Regions from separate parts of the Homo sapiens genome. Here region 2 is linked to region 1. The links are chromatin contacts, found by Hi-C or POLR2A ChIA-PET in ENCODE. All regions are on one chromosome and are shown on one strand. Each heading gives the region's core, a stretch centred on a gene start or an enhancer-like site at or near the end of the contact. The rest is flanking DNA. Distances are from core to core; before and after follow the strand shown. Region 1 holds the start of TRIM56 (tripartite motif containing 56). Region 2 holds the start of ALKBH4 (alkB homolog 4, lysine demethylase).

Evidence for each region. A loop is a pair of places that touch in the nucleus more often than their neighbours do. ChIA-PET counts read pairs that join two places held with the same protein, here RNA polymerase II (POLR2A). Pooled maps may share reads with other maps.
Region 2: a loop to region 1 is called in a map of CD4-positive, alpha-beta T cell, with 6 times the contacts of the local background. The contact joins the promoter of ALKBH4 here to the promoter of TRIM56 in region 1. A Hi-C loop is called at or near these places in 1 of 168 maps with a recorded cell type or tissue (CD4-positive, alpha-beta T cell), 1 of 37 single-sample maps with no recorded cell type and 4 of 50 pooled maps. POLR2A ChIA-PET finds 5 or more read pairs at or near these places in 1 of 52 experiments (BJ).

The regions. Positions count from the first base shown.
Region 1 is chr7:101,081,062-101,088,731 of GRCh38, forward strand. TRIM56 (tripartite motif containing 56) reads left to right here and starts at 4,420. Exons shown (of 3, transcript NM_030961.3): 1 at 4,420-4,510; 2 at 5,945-6,107; 3 at 6,251-7,670. The coding sequence starts at 6,252. RefSeq lists enhancers at 2,777-3,277, 3,981-4,030, 6,112-6,752, 6,753-7,392.
Region 2 is chr7:102,459,237-102,466,112 of GRCh38, forward strand. ALKBH4 (alkB homolog 4, lysine demethylase) reads right to left here and starts at 5,627. Exons shown (of 3, transcript NM_017621.4): 1 at 5,478-5,627; 2 at 368-565. The coding sequence starts at 5,600. It overlaps LRWD1 (leucine rich repeats and WD repeat domain containing 1), which reads left to right and starts at 5,748. Exons shown (of 15, transcript NM_152892.3): 1 at 5,748-5,924; 2 at 6,581-6,815. The coding sequence starts at 5,845. MIR5090 (microRNA 5090) reads left to right here and starts at 6,506; the gene lies at 6,506-6,590. RefSeq lists enhancers at 5,370-6,019, 6,149-6,675, 6,299-6,398, 6,676-6,876 and a silencer at 5,529-5,958.

The DNA.
Region 1 (7,670 bases), core at 3,170-5,669:
AGTTTGAGACCAGCCTGGCCAACACAGTGAAAAAAAAATTTTAATATCTCTACAAAAAAATACAAAAATTAGCTGGGCATGGTGGCATGTGCCTGTAGTCCCAGCTACCCGGGAGGCTGAGGCAGGAGAATTGTTTGAGCCTGGGAGGAGGAGGTTGCAGTGAGCTGAGATTGAGCCACTGCACTCCAGTTCGGGCAACAGAGCAAGACCTTGTCAAAAAAAAAAAAAAGAAAGAAAAAGAAAAAGAAAAAAAAGAAAAGAAAATATTTTGTCAAATGACAACATTACAACAATTCTAGTTATAGATCTAGTGGGCTTTTGCCATTCATGAAGGGAGCCACCTGCCATTCTAAGAAATATGCTGAGATCTCACACTGTAACTGCAGAACAGTGAGTTTGTAAGGAAGGAACAAGGAAACAGAAGAGTAGAAAAACAAGCTAATTGGTTAACCTTAGGTTACTTCATGTTGCTTTTGTGGAAGGTTAAAGCAGTGGGGACTTCCTTATTATGTTCACTCAAGTAGATTGGAATCCCTTGTTTTCAAGAAAAACTGGTCTGTTTGGGAATCTGTCTGCTTCCTCAAACTCTCGGTTTGATGATGTGGCATTTAGCATGAGTGACTCCATTTTGGTTTGGTCTGGTTGGCAGGAGTCTAATGTAGGAGTTCAGTCCACACAATAGCCTCCCATAATTTTGTTTGTTTGTTGTTGTTGTTGTTGTTATTATTATTATTTAAGACAGAGTCTCACTCTGTTGCCCAGGCTGGAGTGCAGTGGTGCGATCTTGACTCACTGCAACCTCTGCCTCCTGGGTTCAAGTGATTCTCCTGTCTCAACCTCCCAAGTAGCTGGGATTATAGGAGCATGCTACCACGCCTGGCTAATTTTTGTATTTCTAGCAGAGACGAGGTTTTGCCATGTTGGCCAGGGTGGTCTCGAACTCCTGACCTCAGGTGATCTGCCCACCTCAGCCTCCCAAAGTGCTGGAATTACAGGTGTGAGCCACTGCCTGGCCTGTTTGTTTTTAGAGATGAGATCTCTGTATGTTGCTGTGGGATGCAGAGGACTAGAGAGACCAGTATGGGTGAATACAGGAGGATATTTATTTTAAGGTGTGTGCTGGCTCAGTGGATTCACATCCAAAAAGCTGAGCCTTAAACAAAGACTGAGCGGGATTATTATAAGCAAACTTATAGAAGCAAAACAAAGACAGTTAATCATATAATAACAGGTCATATAATCTATAGCATAACTGATGGCTTGGCATAACTCATGGCCTTGCATAGCTGGTGGCCGTATAGCTGCATTGAAAGAAAAAACAAGAACTGGCTAAATACAGACATTTGTCCTTCTTTTTTTTTTTTTTTTCCTTCACCTTTGCTTCGGAGGGGGACTGTCTGGAACCTATTCCTTTGGTTTTGACTTCTCGAGCAGCGTTATCTTATAACTGTCCTTGAAGTGAGTTTGTTAGGCAGAGGAAAATTTGTTCTTCTTTTCTTTTTAACCCTTATCTTCCCACATTCTGGGCCTTGGCTTTTACTTTTCTTGGAGTGAATGAATGCAGTACTTATTATTACTATTATTTTTAAATTTCTGCCTCAATGTTAACCCAGGCTGGTCTTGAACTCTGGGACTCAAGCGATCCTCCCACCTCAGCCTCCCAAGTAGCTGGAACTATAGGCACATTATTTTTTTTAATGACTTGTGACACAGCCCCGGGAGATCCTGAGAACATGTGCCCTCTTTCTAATTTTTTATTTTTTCCGTAGAGACGGGGGTGGTCTCAGTATGTTGCCCAGGCTGGTCTCAAACTCCTGAACTCAAGCAATCCTCCCACCTTGGCCTCCCAAAGTGCTGGGATTACAAGCATGGGCCACCACACCTGGCCTCATAATTTTGTTTACCAGTTGGTATAGGGCTAAGTTTTATAGACAAAATTATATGTACCCTGTAAATATAATTATGTAAAATACGGACAGAGACCAAAGGACATACACACAGGAAAGAAATAGTTAATTGTGTTACAATGATGATATGAGTGTTTTAAAGTATCCACATTATAATTTAGGATTAAAAACCTCTGCTGGGGGCCGGGCCTGGTAGCTCATGCCTATAATCCCAGGACTAGCCTAGGCAACATAGAAAGACCCCATCTCTGCAAACAAACAAACAAAAAACAAACAAACAAATGTCTGTGCTGGCCACTCCCTCTAATACCTATAGGACAAAGTCCAAACTTCCCTGCTGGAAGCCTTATAATGGCCTTCCTTGACCATTATATTAAGACCTTACGAGATTCACAACAGGGAATTTAATTTTAATTTTAATTTTTTTTTTTTGTAGAGAGAGTCTTGATCTGTCACCCAGGCTGGAGTGCAGTGGCATAGATCATGGCACATGCAGCCTTGAAGTCCTGGGCTCAAGCGAACCTCCTGCTTCAGCCTCCTGAATAGCTGGGACTTCAGGTGTGAGCCATCAGGTAGCTAATATATATATTTTTTGAGATGGAGTCTCACTCTGTTGCCCAGGCTGGAGTGCAATGGTGCGATCTAGGCTCGCTGCAACCTCTGCCTCCCAGGTTTAAGCAGTTCTCCTGCCTCAGCCTACCGAGTAGCTAGGAAGGCTAGGTTTTGTTTTGTTTTGTTTTGTTTTTTAGTAGAGACGAGGTTTTGCCATGTTGGCCAGGCTGGTCTCGAACTCCTGGCCTCAAGTGATTCTCCCAAAGTGCTGAGATTACAGGTGTGAGCCACTGCACCTGGCCTGTTTTTCTGTCTTCACCTTGGTTGCCCGTCTGGTTGGTAGCATTCAACAGTGCTGACCCCCTCGTCCTTCTAGAAGTGCAGCATTTCCTGCCTTGGCCTCTGTGACCCTCTCTCTTTTGGATTTCCACCTACCTCTCTGGCATCTATGTCTCAGCCCCTCCACCTTTCACCTGGACCCTGAGGTCAGGCTCCCTTCTGTCCTCTCGGCTGCTGCCAGAGTGAGCTCTTACAGCTTCAGTTTCCTACTTAAATTCCGCCATGTGGATAAAAAGGTACAAACATGCATAGGTATGTCATGAATTAATTACGGTAAAATGATAATTGTAGAACAGAAGTGGTGGAGATATGGGTGTTCACCGCAATTCTTTCAACTTCTTTGTGCTTTGAATTTTTCATAAAATGAGGCTGTGCATGTTGGCTCACGCCTGTAATCCCAGCACTTTGGGAGGCCAAGGTGGGTGGATCACTTGAGGTCAGAAGTTCGAGACCAGCCTGGCCAACATAGTGAAACCCCATCTCTACTAAAAATACAAAAATTAGCTGGGCGTGGCAGTGAGTGCCCGTAATCCCAGCTACTTTGGAGGCTGAGGCAGGAGGATCGCTTGAACCCGGGAAGCGGAGGTTGCTGTGAGCTAAGATCACACCACTGCACTCCAGCCTGGGCGACAGAGCGAGGCTTTGTCTCAAAATAAAAATTATTTTTTCATGAAATGTTGAGGGAAATCTCCTGCAATGATTCTTTTGTCTTTTTTGATAAAATGCAGGCTTCTCTGCCAACACTCTCGTATCCTCTCCACACACATCATCCTAAATGGGGATGTACCCTTGCTGCTCCCAGTACCTGGAACAGGAACATTCTTCTCAGTGTTCTCCAGCCCTCTATGCCCTCTTACTGTTTTATTTTTTAGACAGGGTCTTGCTCTGTCATCCAGGCTGGAGTGCAGTGTCACCATCATGGCTCACTGCAGCCTCGACCTCCCAGGTTCAAGTGATTCTCCTGCCTCAGTCTCCTGAGTATCTGGGATTACAGGTATGCGCTACCATGCACGGCTAGCGAATTTTTTATGGAGACTGGGTCTCACCATATTGCCCAAGCTGGTCTTGAACTCCTGGGCTGAAGCAATCCTCCCGCCTTCTTTAAACTCATCTCATTGATGCCTTCTCCAGGAAGCCTGTGCTGTTCCCTCAGCAAGAGGCTTCTTACCTGATCCCCCACAGCCTCTCCTACAGCTCAGCAACGGTTTATGGAATGAAAGGCCTCTCTTGAAGCTTTGCAGGCACCTGCCTGCCTGAGGTGTTAGCAAATCTGCAGACCCGCCCTGAGGCCATGTGTCTAGTTACCCTGGTCTCTGAATCACAGATGAGCTCTCATTTCTTCCCACAAATAAACCCTGTGACCCTCCACCCTCTACTCAGAGAACCCGCCCTCAGGTAGTTCCCTGTTTGTGACATACACACACTTAGCCCTGAGGCTGGACTGACAGGCCGACCTGGCTGGTGGACTCCAGCCCAAGCCTGCCAGCTGCCTGCCGGGGTGGGGGCCTTGGCGGGAGAGGACGGGGCCGGGTGGGGAGGAAGGCGGGGCCTGAGGCTGTGCGAGGCGAGTCGGTGTGTCCCTGGCTGGGACGGAAGTTGCACCACAAGTACAATTAGTTTCAGTTTTGTTTCTTTTCCAGGCACCCAGCAACGGCGGCCTCCAGGCCTCAGGCCCCCTCACCATCCTAGAGGTCAAGATCAGCTCTGGCTAGGTAAGGGGTGGGGGGCGGCACAGCTATAGGAAGGACCGAGCGGAGGGAGTAGGGGGAGGGGAGTGGAGAGAGAGCGCGGGAGGAGGAGGAAGGGAAGGAAAGGGAGGGCGTGAAGAGGCACCCGGAAGGCAGGAGGAGAGGGCAGGAGGGAAACTGCACTCGCCTCCCTCCCGCTCCGTGGCCACAGGTCCCCGCAAGAAAGACCCCGTCCCACTCTCTGAGGTCTCCTCCCAGCTCCAGAAAAGGGGACATTCCACCTAGTCTGCCCAACAAGTAGGTCTCAGCCACTGTGCCAGGAGCTCGGGACTCCCTCCCTCCAGAGGTTTCTGGAATGCATTCAGCAGGAAAAGCTAAAAGAACAGGACTCCAGGAGATAAGCCAAGGCCAAGTCTATCAGAGGGTGAGCCAGCAGCGGGAAGGGGACCAGCCCTTCCCCTAGCGTTTTTTCTGCCCGCTCCAGAATCCGCTTTAGAAACTGTTAAATGCAGAAAGTGGGGCCTCCACCACCCGCGATGCTGCCCCAGGTCTAGCAGAAGACAGGTGTAAGGCCAGGCGGGTGCGGTGGCTCATGCCTGTAATCCTAATGCTTTGGGAAGGCCGAGACGGGAGGATAGCCTGAGGCCAGGAGTTGGAGACCAGCCTGGGCAACATAGCAAGACCCCATCTCTACAAAAAGTGATAATTTTTAAAAAATGGGCTGGCTGGGCCCCTGGGCATGGTGGCTCACGCCTATAATCCCAGCACTTTGGGAGACCGAGGAGGGCGGATCACCTGAGGTCAGGAGTTCAAGACCAGCCTGGCCAATAGGGCCAAACTCCATTTCTACTAAACATACAAAAATTAGCCGGGTGTGATGGTGCGCACCTGTAATCACAGCTACTCGGGAGGCTGAGGCAGGAGAATCACTTGAACCTGGCAGGTGGAGGTGGCAGTGAGCCAAGATCGCACCACTGCACTCCAGCCTGGGCAACAGAGTGAGACTCTGTCTCAAAAAAAAAAAAAAAAAAAAAAAAGGCTGGGCATGGTGGCACATGCCTGTACTCCCAACTACTCAAAAGACTTGAGTCTAGGAGTTTGAGGCTGCAGTGAACTACGATCACGCCACTGCACTCCAGCCTGGGTGACAGAGGGTGACCCTATTGCTAAAAACTAAAATAAAATAAAAAGAAGGCAGGTGTATGGGGCTTGGAGGATTAAAGCCCCCTAAGCTACTGCAAGATCCTACCCCAACTGGCAGGACCTAGGCATCTCTGCCCACTGGGATCCCCGTCTGTGTCCTTACTGCCTGCTCCTCGCACCCTGGCACCCTATACAGCAGGACCCCAGTACCTGTGCACACAGGAGGGCTTCCACCATGTTTGCCACAAGGCCTGTGGACTGGGGACACTGAGGATTCGATTATTAGCTAAGGCCAGGGACTCCTGGTCTTGTCAGTTCTCACAGGTCTGACCCAACAAGTAGCACTGACATTTTTACGTTTGCTGGATGTACACACGGAAGTGGAGGAGGAGGAGGAGAAGGAGGAGGGCAGCTCCTTAGCTCAAGAGCAAGTGGCCCAAGGCCTCAGAAGACTAGAAGGAAGTTCCTGGCCATTCAGGTGAGACCTCAGGTTCCTTCCCGGCCATTTGGGTCAGCCCCTAGCCCTGGGGATCCGTGGGGCTTGAGGACGGGCGGTAGAAGCTAGAGGGTGAGCTGGTGAAGGTGCCTTCTCAACTCTGATCCTGACGCCTCTGCCTGCAGCATGGTTTCCCACGGGTCCTCGCCCTCCCTCCTGGAGGCCCTGAGCAGCGACTTCCTGGCCTGTAAAATCTGCCTGGAGCAGCTGCGGGCACCCAAGACACTGCCCTGCCTGCATACCTACTGCCAAGACTGCCTGGCACAGCTGGCGGATGGCGGCCGCGTCCGCTGCCCCGAGTGCCGCGAGACAGTGCCTGTGCCGCCCGAGGGTGTGGCCTCCTTCAAGACCAACTTCTTCGTCAATGGGCTGCTGGACCTGGTGAAGGCCCGGGCCTGTGGAGACCTGCGTGCCGGGAAGCCAGCCTGTGCCCTGTGTCCCCTGGTGGGTGGCACCAGCACCGGGGGGCCGGCCACGGCCCGGTGCCTGGACTGTGCCGATGACTTGTGCCAGGCCTGTGCCGACGGGCACCGCTGCACCCGCCAGACCCACACCCACCGCGTGGTGGACCTGGTGGGCTACAGGGCCGGGTGGTATGATGAGGAGGCCCGGGAGCGCCAAGCGGCCCAGTGTCCCCAGCACCCCGGGGAGGCACTGCGCTTCCTGTGCCAGCCCTGCTCACAGTTGCTGTGCAGAGAGTGCCGCCTAGACCCCCACCTGGACCACCCCTGCCTGCCTCTGGCTGAAGCTGTGCGTGCCCGGAGGCCGGGCCTGGAGGGACTGCTGGCCGGTGTGGACAATAACCTGGTGGAGCTGGAGGCAGCGCGGAGGGTGGAGAAGGAGGCGCTAGCCCGGCTGCGGGAGCAGGCGGCCCGGGTGGGGACTCAGGTGGAGGAGGCGGCTGAGGGCGTCCTCCGGGCCCTGCTGGCCCAGAAGCAGGAGGTGCTGGGGCAGCTACGAGCCCACGTGGAGGCTGCCGAAGAAGCTGCTCGGGAGAGGCTGGCGGAGCTTGAGGGCCGGGAGCAGGTGGCCAGGGCCGCAGCCGCCTTCGCCCGCCGGGTACTCAGCCTGGGGCGAGAGGCCGAGATCCTCTCCCTGGAAGGGGCGATCGCACAGCGGCTCAGGCAGCTGCAGGGCTGCCCCTGGGCACCAGGCCCGGCCCCCTGCCTGCTCCCACAGCTGGAGCTCCATCCTGGGCTCCTGGACAAGAACTGCCACCTTCTTCGGCTGTCCTTTGAGGAGCAGCAGCCCCAGAAGGATGGTGGGAAAGACGGAGCTGGTACCCAGGGAGGTGAGGAGAGCCAGAGCCGGAGGGAGGATGAGCCGAAGACTGAGAGACAGGGTGGAGTCCAGCCCCAGGCTGGAGATGGAGCCCAGACCCCAAAAGAGGAAAAAGCCCAGACAACCCGAGAAGAGGGAGCCCAGACCTTGGAGGAGGACAGGGCCCAGACACCCCACGAGGATGGAGGACCCCAGCCCCACAGGGGTGGCAGACCCAACAAGAAGAAAAAGTTCAAAGGCAGGCTCAAGTCAATTTCCCGGGAG
Region 2 (6,876 bases), core at 4,377-6,876, 1.4 Mb after region 1:
GGGCCCGGGGAGGGGGAAGGTGGGAATGCGTGTGAGGAGACAGGACACGGATGGTGACAATGGGAGGTGGGGGCGCCTGCAGCTTGGGAGAATGGGGTGCCTTCACCACCACCAAGCCAGCTACAGAGGGGCAGAGAGCCCAGGAGCGCATATCACAGGGAGATGGGGTGCCCAGGTGCACCTCTGCCCATCGGACACACGTCCTGCAGCGAGTCTGGCTGCCCACAGCCCCAAGGTCTGGGGAACTCGCCCACTACCAACCCTGGAGGTTTGAGGGGTGTGGCTGCAAGGAGGGGGATGGCCCCCAGCAGTAGGGCTGTCTCCTCAGCGCAGCCCAGCAACCCCCATGAGCTCAGGGCCGGTCTACCTGCTTCCTCCGTCCAGACTGGGAGAGCTTCCAGGGGTCACGGTCCATGAGCCGCACCAACTCGGCTTCTTCCTCCCGGGTCACAAAGTCCTCGATCAGCATCACTCCTGGGAAGGGGAAGGCCCAGCCCTCAAAGTCAGACTCCTCTGTGCCCACGGCCCAGCCGGTGTCGGAGCAGTAAATGAAACGGTATGTTTTCTGCAAAAGAAACACAAGTCCACAGGCTGGGCAACACAGCGAGACCCGGTCCCTACGAAAAGTTAAAACAGGCCAGGTGCGGTGGCTCACGCCTGTAATTCCAGCACTTTGGGAGGCCGAGGTGGGTGGATCACCTGAGGTCAGGAGTTCAAGACCAGCCTGGCCAACATGGTGAAACCCCATCTCTACTAAAAATACAAAAATTAGCCAGGCATGGTGGCAGGTGCCTGTAATCCCAGCTACTCAGGAGGCTGAAGCTGGAGAATTGCTTAAACCCAGAAGGCAGAGGTTGCAGTGAGCCAAGATGGCACCACTGCACTCCAGCCTGGGCGACAGAGTGAGACTCAAAAAAAAAAAAAAAGTTTAAATAAAAATTAGCCGGGTGTGGCAGAGCGCACTTGTCATTTCAGCTACTCAGGAGGCTGAGGCGGGAGGATCATTTGAGCCCAGGAGGTTGAGGCTACAGTGAGCCATGGTCGCGCTACTGCACTCCAGCCTGGACAACAAAGCAAGACCCTGTCTCAAAAAAAAAAAAAGAAAAAAAAAAAAGGAAAGACACATCCTGGAGCCATGGCAGCCCCTGGCACTTGTGTGCCCTCAGGAGACCCTCTGATGGCTCATTCCTCCCCTCAGGACACTGTGGAAGGCAGCTGGAGTCTAGGGGGAGGTGCAGGCAGAGCCTCTGCCCCAGGCTGACCGGGGAAGGCCCGCAGCCCTCTTGAGCTAACACGAATTTGATTGGTTTCCTTTCTCACTTTCCTCCCCTGTAAAAGAGAAGGGTTTGTACAACATGTTTTTCCTTCTCCATTTTACAAAGGAGGCTCAGCAAAGTTAAGGAACCAGCCCGAGGCTGGACAGCACCTCCTGCACTCCCATCTCCTCAGCTGCTTCCAGGAGGCCCCAAACTGCCTGACTACCTTGAATCTGTGCACCCTAATCTCTTTAGGTCTTTGCTGATGCCACCCCGGTGTCCCAGGGGTTGGCCCGTGCCTATCACCAGCGTGAGGGTCACCTAGGAGGGCAGCCAACTTCCCTACAGAGCTGAGCGTTCAGTTGAGCTCCTCAGTGTCCCAACCTCCCTTCTCCTCACTCTTGTCCTCAGGGCACCTTTCCAGACCCAGCATCACCCCTCAATCCTCATACCCTGGGCTGTCACTCAACTCCCACCCCATGTCCCTCTCTGCTCTGCCACCAACCCCGAGGCCTGGCGGTACTCTAAGGGTTCCCCCATGCTAAAGAAAGTCTAGAAACCAGGCCAGGCACGGTGGCTCACACCTGTAATCCCAACACTTTGGGAGGCCAAGGTGGACTGATCACCTGGGGTCAGGAGTTCAAGACCAGCCTGGCCAACATGGCAAAACCCCGTCTCTATTAAAAATACAAAAACTAGCCGGGCGTCGTGGTGCATGCCTGTAATCCCAGCTACTCAGGTGGCTGAGGCAGGAGAATCCCTTGAACCCGGGAGGTGGAGATTGCAGTGAGCCAAGATCGTGCTAGTGGACACCAGCCTGGGTGACACAGTGAGACCCCATCTTGAAAATAATAATAATACTTTTTGTTTGTTTGTTTGTTTGTTTGAGATGGAGTCTCGCTCTGTCACCAGAACTGGAGTGCAGTGGCACGATCTCGGCTCACTGCAACCTCTACCTCCTGGGTTCAAGCGATTCTCCTGCCTCAACCTCCCGAGTAGCTGGGACTACAGGTGCGCGCCACCATGCCCAGCTAATTTTTTTCTTGTATTTTAGTAGAGACGAGGTTTCACCATGTTGACCAGGATGGTCTTGAACTCCTGACCTTGTGATCCTCCCGCCTTGGCCTCCCAAAGTGCTGGGATTACAGGCGTGAACCACCATGCCCAGCCAATAGTAAATTTTTAAAAAAGAGTTTCGCCAATGAAATAGCCAGTATTTGCATCTGTGGCACTGAACATTTTACATGGATTATCTAGTTTCATCCCCAGGACAGCCCCAAGAGGAAGGTACCATAACTATCATGGGCAGGAGGTGTGGAGGTTCTGGCCGGAGTCACCCAGTGAGGACTTCGGAGGCCACCAGAACTCAGCCCTGGGCTCTGTGGCCTGTCTCCTCTTCCTCTTCCATCTCCAGGCTCCTCACACCCTGGGCTGCCACTCACTGTGGGCCGCTGTCTTTCTCTGTTCTTCCCTCCAGGGACCTCAGCCCCTTCCAATGCTTTACTTCCAGCCACCGACTCCAGCTCAGACCCCTCCTGAGATTGGCACTATCTCCTCCTGCTCCTGGGGCCCTCCCACGGGAAACATTAAAACTGGGAGTCCCCCGTGTGTCGGCTGAGCAGGCTGGACTTGTCCGAAAGGCCATGGAGCGCTCTTGAAGGGTTTTAAAGGAGTGACGAGGTCAAATGTGAATTTTAGAAAGATCTGGAGGGGGGAGGGGCAGATATGAAGGGTGGAGGCTGGAAAGCCAGTGAGGAACTGCCCCAGTGCCCTGAGATCCTGGATACCTCACTCTCCTTGTTCCATAGCCATCGGGTTGGGAAGATGTCACCTCCACATGGCCACTGGAACGGGTCAGACTTTCCGCAATTTTTTTCTTTTCTTTTTTTTTGTTTGAGGCAGGGTCTCGCTCTGTCACTCAGGCTGGAGTGTAGTGGCGCTCACAGCTCACTGCAGCCTTGACCTCCTGGGCTCAGGCAATCCTCCCACCTCAGCCTCCCAAGTAACTGGGACTACAAGCACACACCACCACACCTAGCTAATTTTTAAATTTTTTGTAGAGACAGGGTCTTGCTATGTTGTCCAAGCTGGTCTCAAACTCCTAGACTCAGGCGAGCCTCCTGCCTCAGCCTCCCAAAGGGCTGGGATTATAGGCATGAGCCACCGCACCTGGCCCCTTCCACAAATTAAAACTCTTAAGTTCATTCATATTGTTGTACAGCCGTCACCACCATTCAGAACTTTTTCATCTTGCAAAACTGAAACTCTTTCCCTATTAAACAACAGGTCCCCATCTCCCCTTCCTGAGCCCTTGGCAACAACCCTTCTACTTTCTGTCCCTGTGACTACCCTACGTAGCTCACACAACAGGAATCATGCAGTATTTGTCTTCTGTGACTGCTTCCTTAACTTAGCATCGTGTCCCCAAGGTTCGTCCATGCTGTAACATATGTCAAAATGTCCTTTTTTTTTTTTTTTTTTTTGAGACAGGGTCTCACTATGTTGCCCAAGCTGGAGTGCAGTGGCGTGATCACAGCTCACTGCAGCCTTGACCTCCCAGGCTCAAGCAACCCTCCCACCTCAGCCTCCTGGGTAGCTGGGACTACAGGTACGTGTCACCATGTATGGTTAATTTTTTTGTAGAGGTGGGATTTCACCATGTTGCCCATGCTGGTCTCAAACTCCTGGGCTCTGGCAATCTGCCTGCCTCGGTCTCCCAAAGTGCTGGAATTACAGGTGTGAGCCACTGTGCCCGGCCTGTCCTTCCTTTTTAAGGCTGAATAGTATTCTACTATGTGTATGCACCACATTTTGTGGATCAAGTCATCTCTTTTTTTTTTTTTTTTTTTTTTTTTGAGAAGGAGTCTTGCTCTGTCACCTGAGCTGGAGTGCAGTGGTGCGATCTTGGCTCACTGCAACCTCTGCCTCCTGGGTTCAAGCGATTCTCCTGCCTCAGCCTCCCGAGTAGCTGGGATTACAGATGTGCCTCACCAAGCCCGGCAAGTTTTTGTAATTTTAGTAGAGGCAGGGTTTCGCCATGTTAGCCAGGCAGGTCTCAAACTCCTGACCTCAGGTGATCTGCCCACCTCAGCCTCCCAAAGTGCTGGGATTACAGGCGTGAGCCACTGAACCCGGCCCAGGTATCTTGATAGATGCTTGGTTTGCTTCCATCTTTGGGCTGTCATGAATAATGTCGTGAATATGAACATGGGTGTGCAAATATCTCTTCCAGACCCTGCTTTTAGTTCCTTTGGATATATACCCAGAAGCAGGATTGCGGATCATGGGTAATTCTATGTTTAATTCATGAGGCATGCCATGCTGTTTCCATAGGACCTTGGGCACTTTTACCATGGACGTTGGGGCAGTCTTCACTGGCTTACCAGCCTCCACACCTTCATATCTGCCCGTTCCCTTCCCAGGATCTTTCTAAAATTCACATTTGACTTCATCACTCCTTTAAAACCCTTCAAGAGCTCTCCAGGGCCTTTGGGACAAGTCCAGCCTGCTCAGCTGATGCACCGGGGAGCATCTGTGATCAGACCTCCCCCCCCCCACAACCTCTCCAGCCTCATCTCTCTCACCTGAGGCATCACCAATCCACCTTCCTACCCCACGCAGTTTTCTGGGTTGGAATGCCCTTGCAACCAACCACAGTCCTTCCATGCCAGCCCAAAGGCGCTGAGTTCTTTTTCTTTTTTTATTTATTTTCTTTTTGTGAGACAGAGTCTCGCTCTGTCGCCCAGGCTGAAGTGAGGTGGCTCGATCATAGCTCACTGCAGCCTCCAGCTCCTGGGTTGCAGCGATCCTTGAGTTCCTTTTCGTTAGTTAACTGGAATTCACTGTCTCCTTGCCCATTGCAGTCCACGGCCTTCAGGCACCGTTGGACTGGTATTCAGCACCCTCGATCGACCCTTTCCGTGTCATCTCCCTGCAGGCCCGTGAAGCTCCCAGCGCCAGACCCGAGAGGCTACGTCGAGGTTTACAGGCAGATCCCCCCAGAGTCCCCGAGGTGACCTGTAATCGAACCCACCCACGTTCCAGCTCCTTCCCCACTCCCAAGCCCGCTCCTTAAAGCCCTCATCTCCTCACCCTGCATCACCCCTACCGTAAGGGTCCCTCACAGGCTTCGATCCCGGCCCCTATCATGGCCAAGCTGGACCTCAGTTTCCCCAGATGCAGAGCGACGTTTGTGGGCGCGGCCCCTCTCCCACCCCTTACCGCTGGGGGCAGCTCCCAGGGCGGGTCACTGCCGCGCTGCCGCTCGCAGATCAGACAGGTCCGGATGCCCTTGCAACCGCATTCCCGAAGGACTTCGGGGGTCTCGGCGGCAGCCGCCGCCATCGCGCCGTCCGCGTGGCCAGTGCGCAGGCGCGGCCGTGGGGGCCGCTGGGAGTTGTAGTCCGCGCCGGGCGGGGGCACGAGGCCTGGGTTCCGCTTCCTTCCGGTCGTTAACGCCCACGGGCTCGCGCGGCGCCGCCTCCTGGGCTCAGTTACCGCGGACGCCAGTGCCGGGCTCCAGGAGACGCAGGGCGACGCCACACGCCGGGGTGGCCGACTGGGTCAGCGCGGGCTGCGCCTCCTCGCCATGGGCCCCCTCTCGGCGCGGCTGCTAATGCAGCGCGGGCGCCCCAAGAGCGACCGGCTGGGGAAGATCCGGAGTCTGGAGTAAGAGCCGGGCAGCGGGTGAGGCTGTGTCCTCGGGGCCGGGCGGTCGGGGAGAAGAGCGGGGACCCTCCCCAACGGCCCGCTTGTCCCCGTTATCGCCCTCTGGGTTCGGCAGAGTGGTCCAAATGTCTTCTTGTTGGGAGATCGTGGCCCCACCCGCTCGCCGGGAGCCCCGAGGGGCCTCATCCCCTGAAGGGAGCCCGGACAGTTAGGGGCACAGCCTGCCGCTATCGTTAGAGGGCCTGGGAAGCACAGACGAGCCCCCGAAGGATCAGGAAGAGCATCCTAGAGGGGGCTAGGATGCCCCCGAGTCCTAAAGTAGTTGCAGCTTTTTTTTTTTTTTTTTTTTTTTTTTTTTTTTTTTTGTTAAGTGGTGTGGAGTCGGGAGTAGTGGCGCGCGCTTCTAGTCCCAGCTACTCGAGAGGCTGAGGCGGGAGGATCCCTCAGCCCAGGAGTTGGAGGCAGCTGTGAGCTATGATCGCGCCTAGGCGACTGAGTGACACCCCGTCTCTAAAAATAAAGTAACGGGGGGATGGGCGGGGCGGCTACACTTGTACGAGAAATGTCAGGTGAAAAAGCCTTCTGAGGTACCCGGGGCAGATTGGTGTAGGGTGCAAAGCCTGCCCGCCCCCTAAGCCTTCTGCCCCCAACTCCAGCCTGTCAGGATTGGAGCTGCTTTCCGAGCACCTGGACCCCAAACTCCTGTGCCGCCTGACGCAGCTGCAGGAGCTTGACCTGTCTAACAACCACCTGGAGACGCTGCCGGACAACCTGGGCCTGTCCCACCTGCGTGTCCTCCGCTGCGCCAACAACCAGCTGGGGGATGTTACTGCCTTGTGCCAGTTCCCCAAGCTCGAGGAACTCAGCCTGGAGGGCAACCCCTTCCTGACGGTAAGTGGGAGCCTCCCACCAGCTTCATACCTGGGGCCAGGACTCTGTTGGGCTCAGGCTC